Regions from separate parts of the Mus musculus genome. Here region 2 is linked to region 1. A link is a loop called in an ENCODE intact Hi-C map of the cell type or tissue named here. Cell type or tissue: gastrocnemius. All regions are shown on one strand. Links, peaks and the distances in the headings refer to the core of each region. The heading gives the core; the rest is flanking DNA. Region 1 overlaps Rasa3 (RAS p21 protein activator 3). Region 2 overlaps Cfap97d2 (CFAP97 domain containing 2).

What was found. Hi-C counts contacts between places; a loop is a spot of excess contacts. Peaks named below come from ENCODE experiments on the same cell type or tissue, not always from the same donor. Only the 100,000 strongest peaks of a DNase experiment are listed, where the experiment ranks them.
Region 2: it touches region 1 in a loop (3-fold over the local background); 8 of 42 quality-filtered maps call a loop at or near these places.

The regions. Positions count from the first base shown.
Region 1 is chr8:13,598,545-13,609,633 of GRCm38, reverse strand. It overlaps Rasa3 (RAS p21 protein activator 3), which reads left to right. Exons shown (of 24, transcript NM_009025.2): 4 at 3,678-3,772. Among named protein-coding and RNA genes, the nearest start is that of Gm34795, 20 kb to the right of the region's middle. In gastrocnemius, for the core only: a CTCF peak has its summit at 6,832 (motif pointing left); DNase peaks (open chromatin) are centred at 6,825 and 7,441; H3K4me3 peaks cover 829 bases; H3K27ac peaks cover 2,050 bases.
Region 2 is chr8:13,720,774-13,731,862 of GRCm38, reverse strand. All of the region lies in intron 1 of Cfap97d2 (CFAP97 domain containing 2), which reads right to left. The region is part of intron 1 of Gm46032 (a long non-coding RNA gene); the gene reads left to right. Among named protein-coding and RNA genes, the nearest start is that of Cfap97d2, 20 kb to the right of the region's middle. In gastrocnemius, for the core only: a CTCF peak has its summit at 5,947 (motif pointing right); a DNase peak (open chromatin) is centred at 5,958.

The DNA.
Region 1 (11,089 bases), core at 1,882-9,881:
GGGCTCTTCTGCTGGCAGTTGGCTTGTAGTTTGTGACCTTCCCAGGGCTCCCCTGGACCAGCTGATACTCAGGCACAGCCTGGGAAGGTCTGCTCTGAACTCGACTCTTGATGACAGTGCAGTTGACTGGGCTTCATCTGTTTGTTTCCTGGGGACACTGTACCTTCACTGTGCTGTGGCTGCTGTCAGCCATTTTGAACTAATCAATCCCCTCCTTACTCATGGCTTCCACCTGGCACAGGGCTCTAGGTCCTGAGTCCAGCAGACAGTGGGGAGTTTGCCCTTCTCTGTGTGGAATGCTGACACCCCAGAAGCCAGTTCTTTCTGACAGACCTTGGTTGGCCACCGCCAAGCTCCAGTCCCTTCTTGAGAGGGGTGCTCTCTTGAAGATTTGGGGCTCTCTCGGGGTGCTAGAGGGCTTCCCAGGATCTGATGCTACTCTTGGGTTTGCGGTACCTTCTTAGACATGAGAGTCCTTCTTAGATCTGGTGTTTGAAGTGTTCGGTTTCCCTCTGAGGTCTTGGGGTGGGGTTTTTCTCTCAGGATGTAGCGCTGCTGGCTTGGGTCCTTGGGTGCTCTCTGAGGTATTATAGATACTGTCAGGACCTCAGACACTCTGTGAGGCATCTGTCAGCCCTCGCTACACCCACTGGCTGACCTGATGGCCTCTTGCTTTCAGGCCCTGAGAAATGGGGACCTCTAGGTGACAGGTTTCTCTTATCAAGGAGGAAAGGGCCTGAAGACCCGGATATGTGTGTTCTAGGAGTCCAAACTGAGTCACTTTCAGTAGAAGCTTCTAAAGAAGAGGGTAATAGACTCTGTTTGAGGAGGCAAGACCCCAAGTGTCTCACAGGAGCACAGGGGCACTGGCCAGGCCTAGCAGACGATGCATGAATGGATGAATGGTAGCCTCTCCTCCTGGGGTCCAGCATTTCCCTCCTAGGGTCCAGCATCTCCCTCCTGGGGTCCAGCATCTCCCTCCTGGGGCCCAGCATCTCCCTCCTGGGGCCCAGCATCTCCCTCCTGGGGCCCAGCATTTCCCTCCTAGGGTCCAGCATCTCCCTCCTGGGGTCCAGCATCTCCCTCCTGGGGTCCAGCATCTCCCTCCTGGGGTCCAGCATCTCCCTCCTGGGGTCCAGCATCTCCCTCCTGGGGCCCAGCATTTCCCTCCTGGCATCCAGCTTCCACATGGGGGGAGAGGGCTTTAACAGCTTCTTCTTGTTCTCCCAGCTGTGAAATGGACTAGTTCTCCCCATGGGTTTGCACATCTGCATGACGTCACCTTCTCTTCTGTGTTGTCAGACAGAAGCATCAGGCTCCTTGACCCCTCCCAGCCACAGAACTCACACCAGCTTCTTGACACAGAAGTCCTCACTTCGAGCATTTTGTTAAAAGGTCCCAGATGAACCAGAGCACCTGGCGCCCACACTGCTGACCCAGGCACTGGGGAGGAAGTGTGGCAGTTTAGGGAGGACGGTGAGCTCAGATCATGATACACACGAGCCTTGTGACCCGAGCTTCAGAAAGCGCAGATCCAACTAAGGCTCCTCCCCATCTCCAAGATAGAGCAACTCATGCATGCGCCGATGTTTCCTCTCACTGTGGACTTTCCCAGTGGAGCTACTTTGTGAGACATACTTATGTCGTCATTCGAGGAAAACAGTTATAGAACTGTGTGGTGCAGCTAGAATTCCACGTGTAATCTTCCTCACTGTCTGAGGGAGATGCTGACCCCAGGAGGGAGATGCTGACTCCAGGAGGGAGATGCTGACCCCAGGAGGGAGATGCTGACCCCAGGAGGGAGATGCTGACCCCAGGAGGGAGATGCTGACCCCAGGAGGGAGATGCTGACCCCAGGAGGGAGATGCTGACCCCAGGAGGGAGATGCTGGACCCCAGGAGGGAGATGCTGGGCCCCAGGAGGGAGATGCTGGGCCCCAGGAGGGAGATGCTGGGTCCCAGGAGGGAGATGCTGACCCCAGGAGGGAGATGCTGACCCCAGGAGGGAGATGCTGACCCCAGGAGGGAGATGCTGGACCCCAGGAGGGAGATGCTGGACACCAGGAGGGAGATGCTGGGTCCCAGGAGGGAGATGCTGGGCCCCAGGAGGGAGATGCTGGACCCCAGGAGGGAGATGCTGGACACCAGGAGGGAGATGCTGGGTCCCAGGAGGGAGATGCTGGGCCCCAGGAGGGAGATGCTGGACCCCAGGAGGGAGATGCTGGACACCAGGAGGGAGATGCTGGGCCCCAGGAGGGAGATGCTGACCCCAGGAGGGAGATGCTGGGCCCCAGGAGGGAGATGCTGACCCCAGGAGGGAGATGCTGACCCCAGGAGGGAGATGCTGGATCCTAGGAGGGAGATGCTAGGCCCCAGGAGGGAGATGCTGGACCCTAGGAGGGAGATGCTAGGCGCCAGGAGGGAGATGCTGGACCCCAGGAGGGAGATGCTGGGTCCCAGGAGGGAGATGCTGGACCCCAGGAGGGAGATGCTGGGCCCCAGGAGGGAGATGCTGGACCCCAGGAGGGAGATGCTGGACCCCAGGAGGGAGATGCTGGACCCCAGGAGGGAGATGCTAGGCGCCAGGAGGGAGATGCTGGACCCCAGGAGGGAGATGCTGGACCCCAGGAGATACTGGACCTTAGAAGGGAGATGCCGCTTTGATGTTTCTTCCTTCTGAATGTTTTGAGTCTTGTAAAAGTTGAGTGAAGGACTTCAAAAACAAATGCTAGTAGCGATGTCTAAGGAATGGGAGTCAGGATGAGTATTCTGCAAAGGCCAGCACCCCCTATGCCGGCGTCAGCCCCGGAAGCACAGGGTAGCAAGGACATAGATAGGTCTCCCAGCCTCGAGCTTCAGAGGTTAGCCTGCTGTCCAGAGAGAGCCGAGCCCAGAGCCGCAGGATTTTGTTATCCTTCTCCACAGACATAAGCTCGATCTTATGAAACTTTTGTTTCATGTGGGATAATTCACTAGAGACAAAAAAAAAAAAAAAAAAAAAAAACCACCTCCCACTGTGGGACAAAGGTCTGTTTTGCAAGAGCCACACAGTAGCTGTCTTCAGCGGTCAGAGGCCTCAGGACCCTATAGTGGAAAAATCAAAGGAACACCCACCAGGTGGGGGAGGGAAAGAGGGCCCCTGTGGCAGCCACTGTCCTTCAGGCACATGTGCATGGCCACTTGCCACGCGTACATATGCCACATGACATATAAGTGAAAGATTGCACATTTGCGTCCCATTCAGTAGCTTTTATTAGAAGGCACACATTCCTACCACATTATCATAAACCTATGTAGTGTTTTGCTCCCATCTACATTTTGTGGAAAGGGTGGCAGCAGAGGTGGTAGACAGCCAGACCTGCTGTGTGGGAGCCTGACAGGCCAGTAATGGCTGAAAATAGACTGGCCCCTTTCTCTTATAGTCAGCCTGCTGCAGCAACTTAAGTACAGGCGAGGTGGAAGAGTGCTTATCTGTAAAAACTGGTTCTTCTGCCGTATAGCTTGCAGGAAGTGCTGTTATGTGAACAGGCAAGTCTGCAGCCTTGACCAAAGCCAGTGTGAAGTGCGCTCTGCAGCTTGGAGGCTCCGAGTCTAACCTTACTAAGGAGTGGGGCTCCAGCCCCCTTGACCTCTTGTGGGTTTCCCCTCCATGACCTTTGCTCTCTTCCTGTGTTCCAGGCAAGGTGGCCATCCAGAAGGAAGACTTGCAGAGGTACCACAACAGGGACACATGGTTCCAGCTGCAGCACGTGGACGCAGACTCAGAGGTGCAGGTGAGATTTGCACGTGGGTTGGGTTGGGGTAAGATAAGCTCAGGCTGTGGGCCTGAGATGGAGAGGAGCCAGCAGGCTGCGTCTTCACCTCTGTGGCTGAGCTCTGCAGCCCTGTTCCTCGGTCATGTTTGTTGCTCTGGCTGCTGGTGTGCGTTGTCAGGCAGATGGAAGCAACTTTAAAATACAGAAGGTGGGGGAAAGAAGCGGCAAAGAGCAAATCGTAAACTTGGGTAGCATGCTCAGTGCTGCTATTCCTGGAGAGAGTAGCTGAGCCACAGAACTGCCAACCACCCCATGGCGTGCCTGCATAGTGTGTCCTCTGGGACGGAGCACCCGGCTTACGGAAATAGAGAGATCATGCGCACTTAGGTAGGTAGGCCTGGCATGGCTGTCCCTTGATGAGCAGCATAAAACCTCCTAACCTGGCTTTTCTAACTGTCTTAGTTAGGTTTTTACTGCTGTAAACAGACACCATAACCAAGGCTAGTCTTATAAAGGACAACATTTGATTGGGGCTGGCTTAAAGGTTCAGAGGTTCAGTCCATTATCATGGGGAGGGGGAGTGCAGGGGAGCAGGGCAGCATCCAGGCAGGCACAGTGCAGGAGGAGCTGAGAGTTCTACATCTTCATCTGAAGGCTGCTAGTGGAAGACAGACTTCCAGGCAGCTAGGATGAGGGTCTTAAGCCCACACCCACAGTGACACACCCACCTCAACAAGGCCACACCTCTAATAGTGCCACTTCCTGGACCAAGCATATATAAACCATCACACTGACCTTAGCATGGCCACTCTTAAAATTGCCTGTAAGAGGGGATGGCAGGTGTCACATGCCCAGGGTGCAAACCTGTTTATGACTGTGGCCCTTGTCATGAGCCCTGGTTTTAGATAAAGGACAGCTGCAATGACCTTTCACTTTGCCTGCTATGTCCATGTTATGGCTGGGAGCTGGGTCACAGAATTCAGCTCCCCTGTTCAGGAGTAACATGGGTAGTTGGTCAGCCTCTGCAAGCCTCATCTGTATAAAGTAGAGGTTTTGTAGGCCATGGAGACTTACATGTAGCCTAGCAGTGCTAGGTGCATTGTGGGATATGGAGGTTTATGCTGGTTTTATCCTGAGTAGATAGAGTCTGGGGAAAGTCCATGAAACAGACATACTGTAAAGAGCCGGGTTGTAGGAAAGAACTCAGCAGAAAGAATTTACTAACAGTTAACGGGGGAAGCTCTGAGCTGTGCATCCTTGTGTCCTAGGACTCCAAGACTACAGACGAGGCTAGTCTGCCTGCCCCACATCCTCAAGGTTCTCTTCCTCAGTCTGGCTTTTCTAAGCACAGGGCAAGGGTGTCAAGGCCAAAGGTCATCCACCCGTAGAGTTGGCAGTGAGATCAGCACAAGAGAAAGTGAGGCACTGAGTAGAATCTCATGGCCACGGTGCAAATGAGCATGCAGAAATTTCACTCACGGAGGGACACATGTAATTTCCAATTCATTGACCCAGCCTCCCAAGGGCCCACTTGTGCCGTGGGAGCTAAGTAATGCAGCGATCACCTACGGAAGCAATCATGGTTCTCCGGCAGGAAAGGAGAGCCTTTTCTGAAGGCAACAGTCCCCCTTCCCTCCCTGGCTCAGGAAGCTTCTCCATTGCCAGGAGTTTCAGCCTTATTCCTCCTTAGATTCCCAAGGCCAAGGTCAGCTCAGCACCTGCACAGAGCTGCAAGATCCCTTCCAGGCGTAGTCTTCCTCGAGTTAGAGTTCATTAACAAGTCTTTGCTGTTTATTAGGCATTGAATTTTTAAATGGCTGCAGGTTCACAGGACGCTGCAAACAGAAGTCCACAGGAATATTGCCAGGAAGTTTGGATGTTATCTTTTTCCCCGTCTAAAGCCCCCCTAGCCTGGCCTTTCTAACTGTCTTAGTTAGGTTTTCACTGATGTGAACAGACACCATGACCAAGGCAAGTCTTATAAAGGACAACATTTGATTGGGGCTGGCTTACCGGTTCAGAGGGATAACATTTGTGAGCACCCAGGCGTGGCTGGTACAGGTCACATGACTGTGTACTTATTCTGTCTGATCTCACCAGTGTACGCACAAGCACGCATGCACACGCAAGCACACACATACATGTACATATACATACACACACATGCACACACAGGTACACAAGCATCTGTATGCGCATGTGCACACACATGCACAAGAATACACACACACATGCATGTACACATACATGCACGCACACACATGCATACACACATGCACACACACATGCACACGCATGCAGTTCATGCACACACTGTTCAGGGATTTTAGTGTCTCATAAACCTTGCCACTCTAACCATTGCTAAGTACAGCTCAGTGCCATCGTGGGCATTCCTGTGTTCTTTGCCATTACCCTTCTCCAGATCTCTTTCAACCCATTAAACCCAGGTTCCCAGGCTCAGAATCTACCACTCCACTGGGCCAGGAGTGAGGGCGTGGGTGGGTGGGTAGGCAGCGACTTTGCTTAGAACTCAGGTGAGTTCATCTCTTGGGACGGTCTCGTTAGACGAGTGTTACATCACAGGTCCATGAATGTTGTACTGTGTCAGGATCCCTGCCTTCCTTAGGCTGGGGGCCTGAACCACATTTTACATACCTGTTAACCATGTGAGTTATTGATACTGCTGGGCTAGTAGATGTCTTTGCAACTTTAGCCCTTGTACACATTTGTATCACAGCTACTACAATCAAGATTCAGAACCATTTTATCACCACAAAGCTATCGGTATAGATGCATATGTCAATCTCATGTCTGGAGGGGGATTTCTTCTCAATGCTGGAAGGTGACTAAGGCATCATTGGGGCAGCTCAATTTTTCCTTGAAGCTTGGCGTGTATGTCAGTGAAAATAGATCTTGACCTCAGCCCTCTAGTCGTCTGAGACCTAGGATCCTGAAAGGCAATTGAAAAGGCTGGAGAAATGGAGCAATAATTAAAGAAAGCCCAGCATCCCCTTGGTAGTCCTCAGCCAACTATAACTCCAGTTCCAGGAGATTTAACGCCCTCTTCTGGCTACCGCAGGCACTGCATGCACGTGACACACAGTAGTGCATGCAGGCAGAATCCCCACATACGTAAAAAGAAATAAATCTCAAAAAAAAATAATTAAAAAAAAATAAGTCTTCGCTGCTGTTGCTGGGCTGAGGGATAAGTAGGTCTCTGTAGGACTCGGTCCCTCTCTGGTGAGTGTGACACTAGAACTTCATTCACAGTGGCCGAGATAGGGAGGCGGCACCTCCCCTTAGCCTGACCTTTAAATGGTAACCGCCATCTTTGCTCCGCAGCTGTGGCTTGTTTTGAAAATGTCACATTTACAGTTTCTAGAAGGGCAGAGAGAGTGGCATTTGGGTTCTTGGATCCACCTGTTTTGTAATTTGTGGGAAGGAATCACACATTACAGCAGAGGGAACGGGGCCCACAAGAGAAACCATGTGTCACTAGAAGTGGAGAAAAAGACAGCTAAATGTCTTGCTTCCTTCTGGAACCAACGCTGTTCAGAGGTCTTTGATGAGCCGCTTTATTATATAGAACCAGCCACTTCTGCTGCTCCCTTCACAGAGACTCGTCAGCTACGGGGATGGCCCTGTCAGGAAGGCAGGGGCTGCAGCTGGCGTGGCGCCCCACAGCCTCCAGCATCCTCTGGTTCTGAATGGTATGGAGAAGGATGGCACTGGCCCCTCCCCTACTGCAACACCCCATATCTGTGTTTCTGAACTGGTTATGGACATGTAATGTATTCAGGACATATGGTATGTCACCCTAGATCTGCCATTCATACAGGCAAATACCATCTTGGTCAGAGAAGGGGTGGGCATGCCACCTCTCCCAGAGTGTTTGGGAGTGTGTCTTTAGTGTCAGATCATATAAAAGGTTGCCAGTGGTTGCCCATGGTCAAGGGCCACTTTTTTCTCTGGGGTTTTTGAAAGCATGGGAGCTGAGAAAAGTGTTGACTTCCTTCCCTGGCCCAGTCCTGCCTCTGGGTTTGTTTGCTTTTGTTTGTTTGTTTGTTTGTTTGTTTTGTGCGTGCCTCATCCGGTCTTGGCTACACAAATCTCACCTAGAGCCATCTCCACATTTCTCCCTGCCTTGGCCTAGTGACCACTCAGGCTGGTAGGGATGGTTTAGAGGGGAGTGTCCCTTAAGGAGCCACCCTCTCATGATGACCTGGCCAGGAGTCCTCTCAGTTTCATGAGGCAGCAATACATTCGAAATTTTGTTACCAGTTAAGTTTTTGGGGACACTAAGCAGAGATCTGAGCTGTGTCCATCTTCCTGGAGCCTTGACAGCCCCCTTCATAACAGCGTTGGCAGTCATTGTTTCCCAAAGTACACACCCTCGGTGTTAAGTGGGCCACAACCCGCTTGCTGCACAGGCGGCGTTCCTTTGCATGCTCAGGTTGGACACACCCTCACTGAGGTCTTGGGAAGTTGCGTCTTTCTCTTTTTGTTTGGGTAACCTGACTACAGGTCTATCGCTTCAACGATCTCTTCAGCGGATCTGTTTGGGGTTTTGATTTCCTCTCACTTCCTGCTTTTCAGATTTTGCTGTTTTTGGTGTGTGTGTGTGTGTGTGTGTGTGTGTGTGTGTGTTTGGTTATTTCTGCTTTCGGAGGATAACTCTGTCCTAATTTACTGATTCCGGGTCTTTCTCCTTCCCAGAACATGCATCCCACGAATCCTGCTAAGCTGTACTTTCATTTTCATTTATTTAAAAATACTTTTAAATTTGCCTTAAGACTTCTCTAACCAGAGTGATATTTGGAAGTCGTAATCTTCGTGTATTTGGAGGGTTTCTTTTGGTTACCAGTTTCTAGTCCGTCCCGTGAGTGCTGAGAGTGGACTCTGGTTTTCCCCCCATGTATCTGATGAATGATGCTGAAGGTACTTCCCTTGTCCCCAGCGAACTCAGTAGGGTAGTCCCTGCTGTGTGACAAGGTCTAGGAACTCCGATTAGCTCCTCTCAGGACCTCATACAGTGGAACCGGGCCACCTGTCACCGCCTCTGTTCTCGGACATTCTTGATATTCATCTCAAGGCTGGAGGGAAGACTTGTGGCACTTCCTTTCCAGGCCATGAAATAATGTTTCTCTCTCGGATCAGAGTGAATTCGGAGCCACCTGTCTGTCCTTCAGCAGGTCTTGAAGAGACGGAAGGCACCTGACCCTGTGCTGTAGGAGCTAACTGAACCAAGATATGGGACCTGGGAACAGAAAGTATGACTCTGAGGGCTGAAACACAGGTGTAAACCTGATGGGTTGCTGTGCACCACCTGACCACAGGGCAAGAGGCCCCTCCCAGCCTCCACCCTGACACCTCTCCCCATAGGCAACGCCCATCATGTGCAGGGCTAGAACCAGAGAGACTTCTGGCCACAGGCTTGCCTAGAGCACCTTCATGGTGCAGAGGGGTCATGGCGGTGGCGGCTGTTTCACCTCCTCCTGGCCTCTCCCAGACCTCTAGAAACGGAAGCCGCTGCTCACTGAGGTGGGAGCCGCCCTAGTGAGGAGTGTTTGTGCTGAGTCTTGGGGGCACCGCTAGTGTGTGGGAAAAACAGGAAACAGGAAGGCAGCTGCCATCAGCTGTGGGAGGTGGGGTCATCTACCTCACCCCAGTGCTTCTGCCTTTCAGAGGCTAAAAGATGAAATGAGCTCCATCCATCTGAACAGCTCACAGCTGGGTCCTAAAAATGGCCTGCTGGTGGTAAGGCCAACTTCAGGGGCCGGGGATGGCCACTGCAGCACCCGGCAAGCTCCAACAGTCATGGAATATGGAGCTACAAAACTCACTCGATATTGTGCCTCTTAGTGTTTGGAGGTTTCCTCATCACTAAACAGCCGAGGGCAGGGACACGGCGTGGGGAGAGCTGGTACCCACCTTCATGGTCCTTCTGTCTTAGTTACGGTTCCTATTATTTTGATTAAATGCCATGGCAGAAAGCAACTTGGGGAGGAATAGGTTTATTCTACCTTACCATGTGCAGTTCATCACCCAGGACAGGAACCTGGAGGCAGGAGCCAGTTCAGAGGCCATGGAGGGATGCCGCTTACTTCTTTGCACTTCATGGTTTGCTTAGCCTGTTTTCTTGGGACAGTCGGGGACAGCCAGACCCAGGGATGGCATGACCCACAGTGGGCTGGGCCCTCCTCCATCAATCAATGATGAAGAAAATGCTCCATAGGCTTGCCTACAGCCCAGTCCTGTGGCGACATTTCTCAATGGTAGTTCTCTAACTTTGTGTCAAACTGACCAAGACAACCCAGACGCCTTATGTCAGCATTTTGGGGTGGCAAAGGCAGGAGATCCAGAACTCACTGTCACCTCAGAAGCCTGAAAGAGTGTCCCTAGACATTTAGAGACCTCAGTTCAAGTCAAATCAGGATTTGTGGCGTCGATGCAAAAGAGGATTTCGTTTCAGGACTGGCTAGTATGAACTAGCGCTGGGATTTAATGAAGATATTTGAATATAGAATTAAGCACAAAGGTTAAGGGAAAGGCTTTCAGAAGGAAGACACGGGAGAGCGTGGGTGTGATCCTCTCACATGTGAGAGTGTTGGTGTGATCCTCACACTCCTGAAAGCATTTCATGTGGGGATTTCACAGTCACAGAAAGCAAACCACCCAAGTGTAGCTACTCTCTCTATTAGTAGGGTAATAGTTCATGACTGTCTTTGAAGGGATGCTACACCTAACTGAGGTCACTGAGGAGTCCCTGAGGGGCTCCCCACAGAATGACACTTGATAAGGTGAAAGTCTAGCTCACAGTGACAGACAGGTATGATGTCTTTACTGTGAACTAAGGTATCAGTTTTGGGCTCTCCTAGGCAAGGCCTTGTTTGAAGGCTCAGGAGCCCAAAGGTGTGATCCTCTCACATGTGAGAATGTTGGTGTGATCTTCACACTCCTGAAAGCATTTCATGTGGGGATTTCACACCCGCAGTCACAGAAAGCAAACCACCCAAGTGTAGCTACGCAAGAGGCCGTGGAGACTTTCTGGTTTAGCCTCCCCTTCTCTAATGACAGGCATCTTGGATTAACATTTGTGTGCACTTAACCCACGGGAGGTCCCACATCTCACGGGAGGTCCTACATCCCACGTGGATACTGCTAAGGAGCAGGGCCTACTCTCCTGATGCCTTTCCCTCTTCATCCTCATGGTGTGACTGTGTAGAGATAAACAAAGGAGGTTGGGGTTGCCAGCTACCTGTCACCCTTCTAGAAGCATTCATGAAAATTAACTTCATGGAGAATGAGACTTGAATGCTCTGGCCTCCCCATGGA
Region 2 (11,089 bases), core at 1,189-9,188, 120 kb before region 1:
CTGATCCATCCCACTCTTCTCCCAGCAGGTCACGTGCACCCATTGCTCTGGGATCTACTTCTCACTGTGAGTGAACTTTAACCAACTCATTATTTTATTTGGTGTTTCAAACATATGGAGAGTCAGATACCATTGCTCTAGCATTCAGAAGGCAGGGCAGGTCGTAGGCCAGCCTGGTCTACACAGGAAATTCAGGGTCACCCAGGGCTGCACAGTGAATGTGACTGTCATTCTGCTTAACCCCTCTTGGAGTTATTTTAAACCTTTGTATAAAACCTTAAACAATAGGCCAGGCCTGATGGTGCATGCTAATCCAGGAGGGTTGCAAGTTTGAGACCAGCCTAGGCAACTTGGTGACACATTGTCTCAAAAAGGGAGCGGAGCTGAAGCTATAGCTCAGTGGTGGAGAACGTGCCTAGTATGTACAAGTCCCGGGTTCGATCTTCAGTACAGGAAAAAAAAATCGACCATAGGAAGTGTTGTGATTAATGAAGCTGCCTAGGGCGGGCACCCCTGCAATGCAGCACAGCCTGATCCCTATCCAGCGTCTCTCTGTTCACTCTTCCTGCCCTTTGCCTCATCTGAGCTCATCCCGGAAGCCAGCAGGATGTGTTCCACGCCTAGGTGTTTCAGCACACACATGCATGCACACACAGTCACATGCACACATACACATAGGCACACAGGCAGACACACATAGGCACACAGGCTGATGCACACACATAGGCACACAGGCTGATGCACATACACACACACACACACACACACACACACACACACACACACACAGAGTTTCAATACCACAAACACACAACATTCAAACACCATCCACACTCCCTTTCTCTTCCCTCTTCCTTCTCCTCCTCCATCTCTTCTCTTCCTTCTTGACTTACGACAAGTAAGACGATCCAATCAGTAATCAGCAGATATCTTCCTTACATTTCTTGAAAGGTCGTTTGCCCCGGGAAAATGAGTCATTTGGTCTATAGTTTCCCCATCTGAGTTTTTACAATAGTATTGCTTGATATCTCCTATGAATTGTCAGTCACAATTTCAAATTCAATTTTCCCCTTTGGTAAGAATAAAACATAGACGGCCGTATGACATTTCATCATAAGGAGCAGAAGTCTGCGTGCATGCCTCCCTCCTTCTTCCTCCCTCCCTCTCTCTCTCTCTTGTGTGTGTGCGTGTGTATATGTGAGCACAAGTGTGTGTGTGTGTGTGTGTGTGTCTTTATACACATACACATGGAGGCCAGAGTCAGTATCAGGTGTCTTCCTTTATTGCTCTTGATTCTTCAATCGAGAGTCTCTCTCTCTCAGACTGGTGCTCACCGATTGTTTTGATAGGCTGGCTGTCCAGGGAGTCCCAGGGATTGACCTGTCCCCCAGTGCCCATCCCCACGTGGCATGCACTGCCACGCCCAGCTTTCTGCATAGGTTCTAGAGACGCAGACTCAGGTCCTCAGGCCTCCACACAGCGCTTCATCCACTGAGCCATTCATCTCCCCAGCACTGCTTTTCTTGTGACGTCAGAAACAGTGAAGAATCGCAGGGGTGTTGGCACTTGCCTGGGGTCAGAGCAGTGGGTCACTTTGCTTTTACCTCTGAGATTCTCCTACAGAGGCAAACGTCATCTTCACAGGATGGATCGCTAGTTCTCTTCATTTATTCCACCTTCATTTTTTCCACCTTTTGAAACAGAGTCTTTCTATGTAGGTCAGTGTGGTCTTGAACTCATGATTCTCTTATGTGCTGGGATCGTGGGGGTGCACCACCATGCATAGCTTATTTACAAATTTGTGTATGTGTGTTAGATGTGTGTGTGCATATTTACATTTGTACATGCGTGTAGGAGTGAGCACACATAAATATGTACATGTGGAAGTCAGAGGTCAATGTCAAATGTCTTCCTTTATTGCTTTTCATATATGTACATGTCTATCTATCTATCTATCTATCTATCTATCTATCCTCTCTGTAGCTTTTTGAGAAAGGATTTCTCACTGATTGGCTACACTGGCTGGAGAACAAGCCCTCAAGATGCTCGGCCTCTGAGGTCTCCTCAGCGCTAGGATGATGGGTGGGAGCCATCAGGCCTAGATTCTTCTGTGGTTGCTGAGGTTCTAAGCCCGGGTCTTCTTGCTTGTGTAGCAAGCCCTTTACTTCCGGAGCCATCTTCTCAGCCCCTTACTTACTGAATTTTAAAATAACACTTAATGTGTTTCAGTCTGTCATGAGGTTCAGTGGGGCATGGGATTGCCCCTTGGCCCTGGAGCCCTCTGTCTCTAATGACCTTGGGTGTGTCCTTCCCTTCCAGAATGGTGAGGCAGTAGGGCTATCTTTTGAATCTCTAGCTCACCACAAAGTTAACATGTCTATAGCTGATTATAGTGGGAAAGGGCTTGCAGAGACAACAGTCCAGGCATCCTCGTGTAGATGGTTCACATTGGAGATGGTATTTCCTGCTTGTGTGGTGCACACTGCACATGCCTGCCGTGGTGCACGCTGTGTGCATACGTGCTGTGGTGCACACTGCCCACATGCCTGCTGTGGGGGACACTGTGCCGTATTACTAGGTTAGAACAACATTCCTTCTAGAGAGCCACCCTAACCTCAGCCTACACCTTCTTATAGGATGATGTGTTCAGCAAATGTCAGCAGGGCCACCTCTCCCCCTAAACACACGCCTCCGCTAATACCCTCCCTTTATATTACTGTTTTGTCGCTGTGAAGGAATAAGGAACTGATTTTAGAGGCCTCTGGACTATGTCTTCTCAGTGTGACTAGGAATGAGGTGCATCAGTGCTCAGCTTAATTTCACTCTCAATAGTTGGGAACACCGTTTGGATTTGCTTTGCTTTGTAGAATGTAAGATATTTACACAGTTCCAAAGCCAAAGATGCCCCAAACAGCTTTTTAAAAGAGGCATGGATGGACTCCAGAGATGCCTCAGCAGTTAAGAGCACAGACTGCTCTTTCAGAGGCACGGTCTGAGTTCAATCCCTAGCAACCACCTGGTGGCTCACAACCATTTGTAATGGGATTGATATACTCTTCTGGTGTCTAAAGATGGTGACAGTGTACTCACACACACTAAAAGTAAGTAAGTAAATAAATAAATAACTCTTTAAAAAAAAGAGAGACCTGAGTTCTCTCAACTCTGTTCTCCTCTCATTAGTAATTCTTCCAGTGTTATATTTATTTTCATATTAAAAACATCAAGTCATATAGAGCATGCCTACACTAACTTCACAGTATGTGTGCATCCAAACATTTGCACACATTTTTGCCTGTTTCATCCACACTATCAACAAATTGTATGCCCCACCGTCTTTCATGAAACACCAGGGATCAGTCGTTTTTTTTGTTACTAGAATTAAATACTTGAGGATGAGTACTTTATAAAGAAAAGAGGTTTATTTTGCTTTGCAGTCCTGGTTCATCTGATGCTGGCCTTCTCAACAGCCAAGTCCCAGCAGATGCAGGGATATGGGAAGAGATAAAATTGATGTATGAAAATGTATGTATGTATGTGCATGTGTGCACACATTTACATGTTTTCTGGTCTCTCATCCACCCATCATTTTCTTTCTTTCTTTCTTTCTTTCTTTCTTTCTTTCTTTCTTTCTTTCTTCCTTTCTATCTATCTATCAATCTACCTATCTATCAATAATCTGTTTATTATCATCTATCTCCATGTAGAGATGGAAACAATATTCATGTCTGCCAGGCAGGAGCTCCACTATAAAGACAATCATCTTTAAACCATCCCTCTGTTTTTATTAAGCCCCCAGGACTCAGACCTGGGGTGCCATCCTGAGGGCCTTGTCTAATCCAAATCACCCCCCCATGGGCTTCACCCCAAACATCATAGTAGCTCAAGTTTCCACCCTCACAATGTATGTGCCTCGTGATGGGGCTTAAATTTCAGCACAAGCCACAACAGACTACATTCCAGAAATTAACGGCATGTCACAGTAGCACGTGGAGAAGTCTCTTTGTCCTTATTCAACTGTATACGAGTCATTATGTGTAAAGCATCTTATTGACCCAGCTGCCCATTGAAGAATATCTGAAATGGCTCCAATTTTGCTTTTACAAAGAAAAGCCTGCAATTAACATCTTTCGCAATTTGCCTTTGTGGATTTGCCAGTGTATCTGGAGTTGGGATTGCTAGGGTAAAGGCTAAACATGTGCGCAACTTTATGAGGTATTGCTCAGTTCCCCTGGGGCTCTGCCTCTCTCACACAGCCCGGCACGATGGTGGTCCTGTCCCCAGAGCACAGCCAGGTCCTCACCAGGCTCAGACTTGAGGAACAGTACTAGTGAGAGAGCAAGCTCGGCTTGCATGTCTTTATTATTAGTGAAGTCAACGATCTTTTTTATAGGCTAAAAGCTACTTAAAACTCTCCCGAAAGCTGGTTTTTCTGCATTGCTCATCTATCTTTGCTTTCCAGTCTTTTTTTTTTTTTTTTTTTTTTTTTTTTTTTTTTTTTGGTTTTTTGAGACAGGGTTTCTCTGTATAGCCCTGACTGTCCTGGAACTCACTCTGTAGACCAGGCTGGCCTCGAACTCAGAAATCCACCTGCCTCTGCCTCCCGAGTGCTGGGATTAAAAGCGTGCGCCACCACCGCCCAGCTGCTTTCCAGTCTTAAAGCCTACTTACATATGAGTATGAGCTTTTGTGGTGTAACGTGCAATAATTTTCCTTCACTTACACTTGCTTTCCCTCCCAACAATAGTTTATGCCATGCTATTACCTTTTTATTATTATATAAAGTTTATCAATCTCCCTTCTTTTTCAAAGGGTTTTGGATTATGGTTAGCATATTTTTCTACTACGGTTCTATAGAGTAATTTTTGTGTTTTCTACTAATTGCAAAGATAATTTTAAATACCTTTGTACTTTTTTTTTTTGAGTTAGGATCTTACTGTGTAGCTCTGACTGTACTGAAACTCACTCTGTAGACCAGGCTGGCCTTGAACTCTGCCTCTGCCTCCCAAATGCTGGTATTAAAGGTGTGCACTACCATGTCTAGCTACATTTTTTTTTTTTTAGGTAGAATCTTACTATGAAGCTTGATGGCCTTGAAACCTTGATCTTCCTCTTAGCCCCAGAGTGCAGGCATGCGTTACCACACTCATGTGCATTTTTATACTTAACGCTATAATCCTTCTGGAATTTATCTTAGTATAGAGTGTGATTGCAAGCCCCCAAAATCTAGATGGATGTTCTAATCCCAGGAGGTGAGTGTAGAGACAGGGTCCCCTGGAGGAGCGTGGATCTGAATGAAGCATGGGAGGTCAGAACCCGGAATGGGACAAAAGGATCCCATTGGTTCTCTCTGTCCAGTGAGTGAGGTGTGCTCTATGCAACTCACGAAGCCACCCTTACCGAGAACTGAACCCTGACAGCAACTTTGACCCTAGACTCTTAGTGCACACACCTCTGAGAAATAAATCTCTGCTACTAGAACAGTCTAGTTCAGTATTCCCATGGCAGCTTGGGCTCAGCCAGCAAGAAGACACCCAGGTTTATCTTTTGTGTATAAGCAACATCCTAGCACTCAGCGCCACTTGTCTGAGATGCTGCTGTTGCTGGGACCTGAATACTTGAGTCCTCCAAATTTATATGTTGTAATATTAACCCCTAGCAGCAGGGATGGAGTCTTTGGGAGTGATGAGATTCTGGGGCAGATCCTCTAAATGGGATAAATGGCAGAAGAGATCTTGGTGAGAGGGACTAGGGGAAGACACCATCTATAAAAATGGCCATGGCACTCCATCCATGTTGGGAAACTTATTCCTCAGTGTAGAGCAAGGAGGTAACCCTGTGTGCAGGTGTAGCCTTGGAGATGAATTTGCAGTTGCTGTACAAAGGTTTGTGTCAAAGATGTCCTCTTCTTCACTCCTCATGAAAGGGCACAAGGCTTGGACTTCAGTCTTGTGCTTCTACCACCAGGGGGCACTGCAATAAGCTCTATCTACCTATCTTTTATAATATATAGTATGATATATTAATATACAATATATAAATATACATTATAAAATGTAATATTATATTTATTATATATGTCTATGCATAATTTTATACTTTATTTTTATTGTGTTTATAATATTTATAGGATATGTATCTAATTTTCATTTATATACTATTATTTATATAATATGTATCTAATTTATTTAATGTCTATAATATTTATATACTATGATTTATATAATAGTTATAAAATTCATAATACAGTATATTATATAATATATCTCCTATTATATACATATATTATATTATATATTATATACATATCTAAAATGTAATATTGTAGATAATATATAATTATATATATTAATACATTAATATTATATGATACATATTATATTATCTATAATATGTACATTTATAATTAGTATTAAATAACTTGTATAATTTAAATTATACATAAAGGGATATTTATATAGTATATAAATATATATTAAATACTTTATATATAATTTAAATAACAAACATATAGTATAACATTATGTTATATAATTATATATTGCATACAATATACATTATATTATGTATATTATATATTTATCATTTTACATATAATTTATATATAGATTTAGATACTTTATACAAATATATGATACACTTATCTATTTATATATTTAAATATATAATATATTTATATAAATATATTTATATATAACATATAATTATATATAGTATATAATATATATTAGGCTGGGAGCAAACAATCAAGGTGCAGCAACATATATAAATTATACATATTAAATAGAATATAGAATATGTAATAATACAACATATAATATATCCATTATAATATATAACAATATTATGCATAATATAATATATAAATAGAATATATAATTGTAGCATAATTATAACATATAATATGTAATGAATTAATATATTCTGTATTATCTATAATTTATATATTTCTGCATCTTGATTGCCTGCTCCCAGCCTCTGGAACAGCCAGGGGACAACTTCTGTCTGCACGGAGTCTGCAGTGACACCACTTTGACTGTCTTCTGATTTTCATATGCATTTGAGACTGAATCTACTGTGCCTTTGGTCTGTCTCCTGTCCGTGTTTAGCATTGTGACATACTTAGATCCAGAGGCCTTGTGGTGGTTTTTAGCATCTGTATCATAGGTTAGCTTCTTGGAATCATACTTTCTTTCCAGTATTTCCTGATTGTTTATACAAGGCCTATCAGGTCTAACGATACAAAATAACTCAAGGGAATTTGCTAACTTTGTGTATTAAATGCTTACCTCCAACAATATTGCACCCTTTATATTTATCAGAGTCTTCTACTGTCATCTTCTGTTGCTCTCTACACAGGTGTGGGAAGACATATTCTCAGTCTCCTCTCCCTTTCCTGCCATTATAGAACCGGACTCCTGGAACTCTTTAAAGCCCTGGGTGTCTTCTTGTTGGTAGTCAGTGAGCCAGCTGGTGAGAGGCTCCTGCCTGGACTCAAATAGACCAGTCACTGGGGGACTGATTGTTATTAGACGCGTTCTCACGACCGGCCAGGAAGAACACCACAGACCAGAATCTTCTGCGGCAAAGCTTTATTCTTACATCTTCAGGAAAAAAGAGCAAGAAGCAAGAGAGAGAGAAAACGAAAACCCCGTCCCTCTTAAGGAGCATTCTCCTTCGCCTCGGACGTGTCACTCCCTGATTGGCTGCAGCCCATCGGCCGAGTTGACGTCACGGGGAAGGCAGAGCACAAGTAGTCATAAGATACCCTTGGCACATGCGCAGATTATTTGTTTACCACTTAGAACACAGGATGTCAGCGCCATCTTGTAACGGCGAATGTGGGGGCGGCTCCCAACATCTCCCCCTTTTTCTTTTAATAAGAGCAAATAGGCCACCCATATTAATGAGAGTGGAGATAGAGGTCAAATCCCCAGTGTGTAGGTAAAGGAGCCATGTACAGGATTAGCTCTTAGGCTTACAGGCTTTTACCCAGAGCAACCCTGACCTGCTCCCGTGTCGTTTTGCCTGGGGGAAGGGAACTAGGACACTGAACCTTCATGAAAGATGACATGTCTCCCTAGAACAGGCTCATATATGCCGCAGAGCCTTTCCATTGCAGTGCTTAGCCTTGCAACTCTCTCGGGCTGCTGAAGCACACTCACTCTATCCCGTGCAATGAGTCTAGCCTCATGGGATATAAGAGCTGAGTGGCCAGCGACCTATTGCCTAAGCATAGATATATCAGGGGAAGCTCCATGTTCTAGTCCTGCAAGCGCCTGGGCAATAACCACCTTGTCTCTCCTAGTTTAGGCCTTAAGCTTACAGACCAATCAAAGAAGCAACACTAATCCACAGCAAAGTGTATCTCCAAATAATATTAATCCCACCCATTTTTTAAAGAAAGAAAATGCTGAGGAGATCCAATTGGGTAATCCTTTGGTCAGGGACAGGTCCAAGCGCGTGGAGTTGACCTGAATGATGGCAAGCCTCGAAGGGTCTGTTCAAATTCAGCCATCCAATTCTGTAACATATACTGAAAAAGACTTTTTGACAAATTAGCTGCCCTAGTAAATTTAACATACTGAATGGAAATAACACACAATCCCGGAAACTTTTGTTCACATCCCTGCTGAGTTATTTGTCATAATACATCTAGTTGTATCTGGACAAGTCCAGACAGAGCCAAGGCTGTCTGAATTAAGGCCAAACCCAGTTCCTAGTTAGTGGTAAAAAAGCAGGAGAATACTTGAGCATTATACATCACCGTCATTGGGAGTGGAAATGTCGACATTATCCCCCAACGCTGCTCTCTCTTTATTATTGACGCCCTGGACATCACCAAGACGAGGGACATTAGTATTCCCTTGGTCAGTCTGGATTTTTCGGGTGAGTCTTTCTGGTACCCAAAATGGGTTGTCTTCATTCTGTGGGAAAACACAGATAGCTCCCCTGGATCTTATCAAGATAGGATCCGGGCCATACCATTTATTATCAAGGACATTTTTCCATTTAACCATCTCATTGGGCCTATCTGGCTCTGAACAATGACGTTCAGCCGCAGTATGGCCATGAGCATCAATATTTAAAAAATTGAGTGTAAAGAGTGCCAAAGACACCGACACTCTTGGTGCTCGGGGTACAGTCTCCTCAAAAGTTCCCCTCTTCTGTTTTATAAGATAGGCTTTGAGGGTGCGATGCGCACGCTCAACAATACCCTGTCCTTGAGGGTTGTACGGAAGTCCAGTCAGGTGGGTTACGTCCATCTGACGGCAGAACTGCTGAAATTTTTGGGACGTATAAGCTGGTCCATTATCAGTCTTAAGGAGTCTGGGTTTCCCCCAAGCACTCCATGCCTCAAGACAATGTTGAATCACATGTGAGGCTTTTTCTCCGGTTAACGGAGAAGCAAACATGATGCCAGAACATGTGTCAATGGACACATGGAGATATTGAAGTTTTCCAAAGGAAGAAACATGTGTAACATCCATTTGCCAGACCTGTAGAGGTCGAATACCGCGTGGGTTAATTCCCACATGAGGAACTGGCAAGAACTCACAGCAGCTTTGACATTGAGTAACAATGTCACGGGCTTCTTTTCTTGTCAAGGAGAAACGACTGCGTAATGTTTCAGCCGTCACATGAAAATTGTTATGAAAATTTCTTGCAGCCTCTACCGGGGATGATAGGGCAGCAGCCACCACTTTAGTGGCCTTATCTGCCAAATCATTTCCCAGAGCCATGGGGCCAGGTAGGCCTGAATGGGCTCTAACATGAGTAATATAAACAGGAGATCTTCTAGATAACAAAACTAATTGTATCTGCTGAAAAATATTGGCAACTCTACTGGAAGGCTTAATCACTCCAGCCACTTCTAAAAGATTTACTGCATTAACCACATAATAGGAATCTGACACAATATTAAGGGGTTTTAAAAAGGTTTTTAAAACTTCTAAGACCACTAAACATTCTACCACTTGAGGTGAATTTTCATTATATTGTTTGGATACCACTTTACCATTAGCCACATAGGCACCTATGCCAGTTTTTGATCCATCAGTATATACCACAATCCCATTTTTAAGTGGGTTTCTTACTGTTATTTGTGGAAACACAACAGATTGATTTTGGGCAAACTGTAAGATTGGATGTTTTGGATAATGGTTATCTATTTTTCCTGAAAAGGAGGTAACTAAAACTGCCCAATCATTAGATGCGGCTGCCAAGGTTTGAACCTGTGCAGCGGTATAAGGTACAATTAAAAGATATGGACTTTGCCCAAAGTGGGTGATTGCTGCTTTTAGGCCTTTAAGGGCAAGCTGTGCAATTGCATCAGGATACCAATCTATTATTTTAGCTGGGGATACGTTTGGATGGATCCACAACAATGGCCCATTCTGCCACAAAACTGCAGTTGGCAATTGTGCTGTCTTAAAGACACACAAACTGAAAGGCTGCGAATCCTCAATACGTTGTAATTGTGCATTCTGTAAGGCTTTTTCCACTTTTTGTAAGGCCTGGTTAGCAGCTAGAGTAAGAGTCCTAGGGGAGGAGATATGAGGATCTCCTTCTAAAATACTAAACAAAGGCCTTAATTCAGCAGAAGGAATCTTTAAAAAGGGTCTGAGCCAATTAATATCTCCCAACAGCTTTTGAAAATCATTTAAGGTATGGAGGTGATCTCTTCTTATCTCTACCTTTTGGGGCACAATCTTATCTGGGGACACCACAGAGCCCAAGAATTGTCCTGTATCAGAAATTTGGACCTTTTCTGTGGCTATCTGTAAACCCCACTGACTTAAAGTTTTAAGTAGAAAAGGATATGCCTTTTGTAGCATGGTAAGGTCTTTATGGCACAGGAGGATGTCATCCATGTAAAGGAGCAAAATTAAAGAGGGGAATTGTTCCCTCACTGGCAAAAGAGCTTTTTGTATATAAAGCTGGCACATTGTAGGACTATTGGACATCCCCTGTGGTAAGACCTTCCATTGATACCTCTTATCAGGTTTAGCAGAATAAGCTCTCTGACCCGTTAACAAGTCAAAAGTCCAATCTCTCTGCTCTGGAGTTAAAGCAGCAGCGTTTGCTCGGG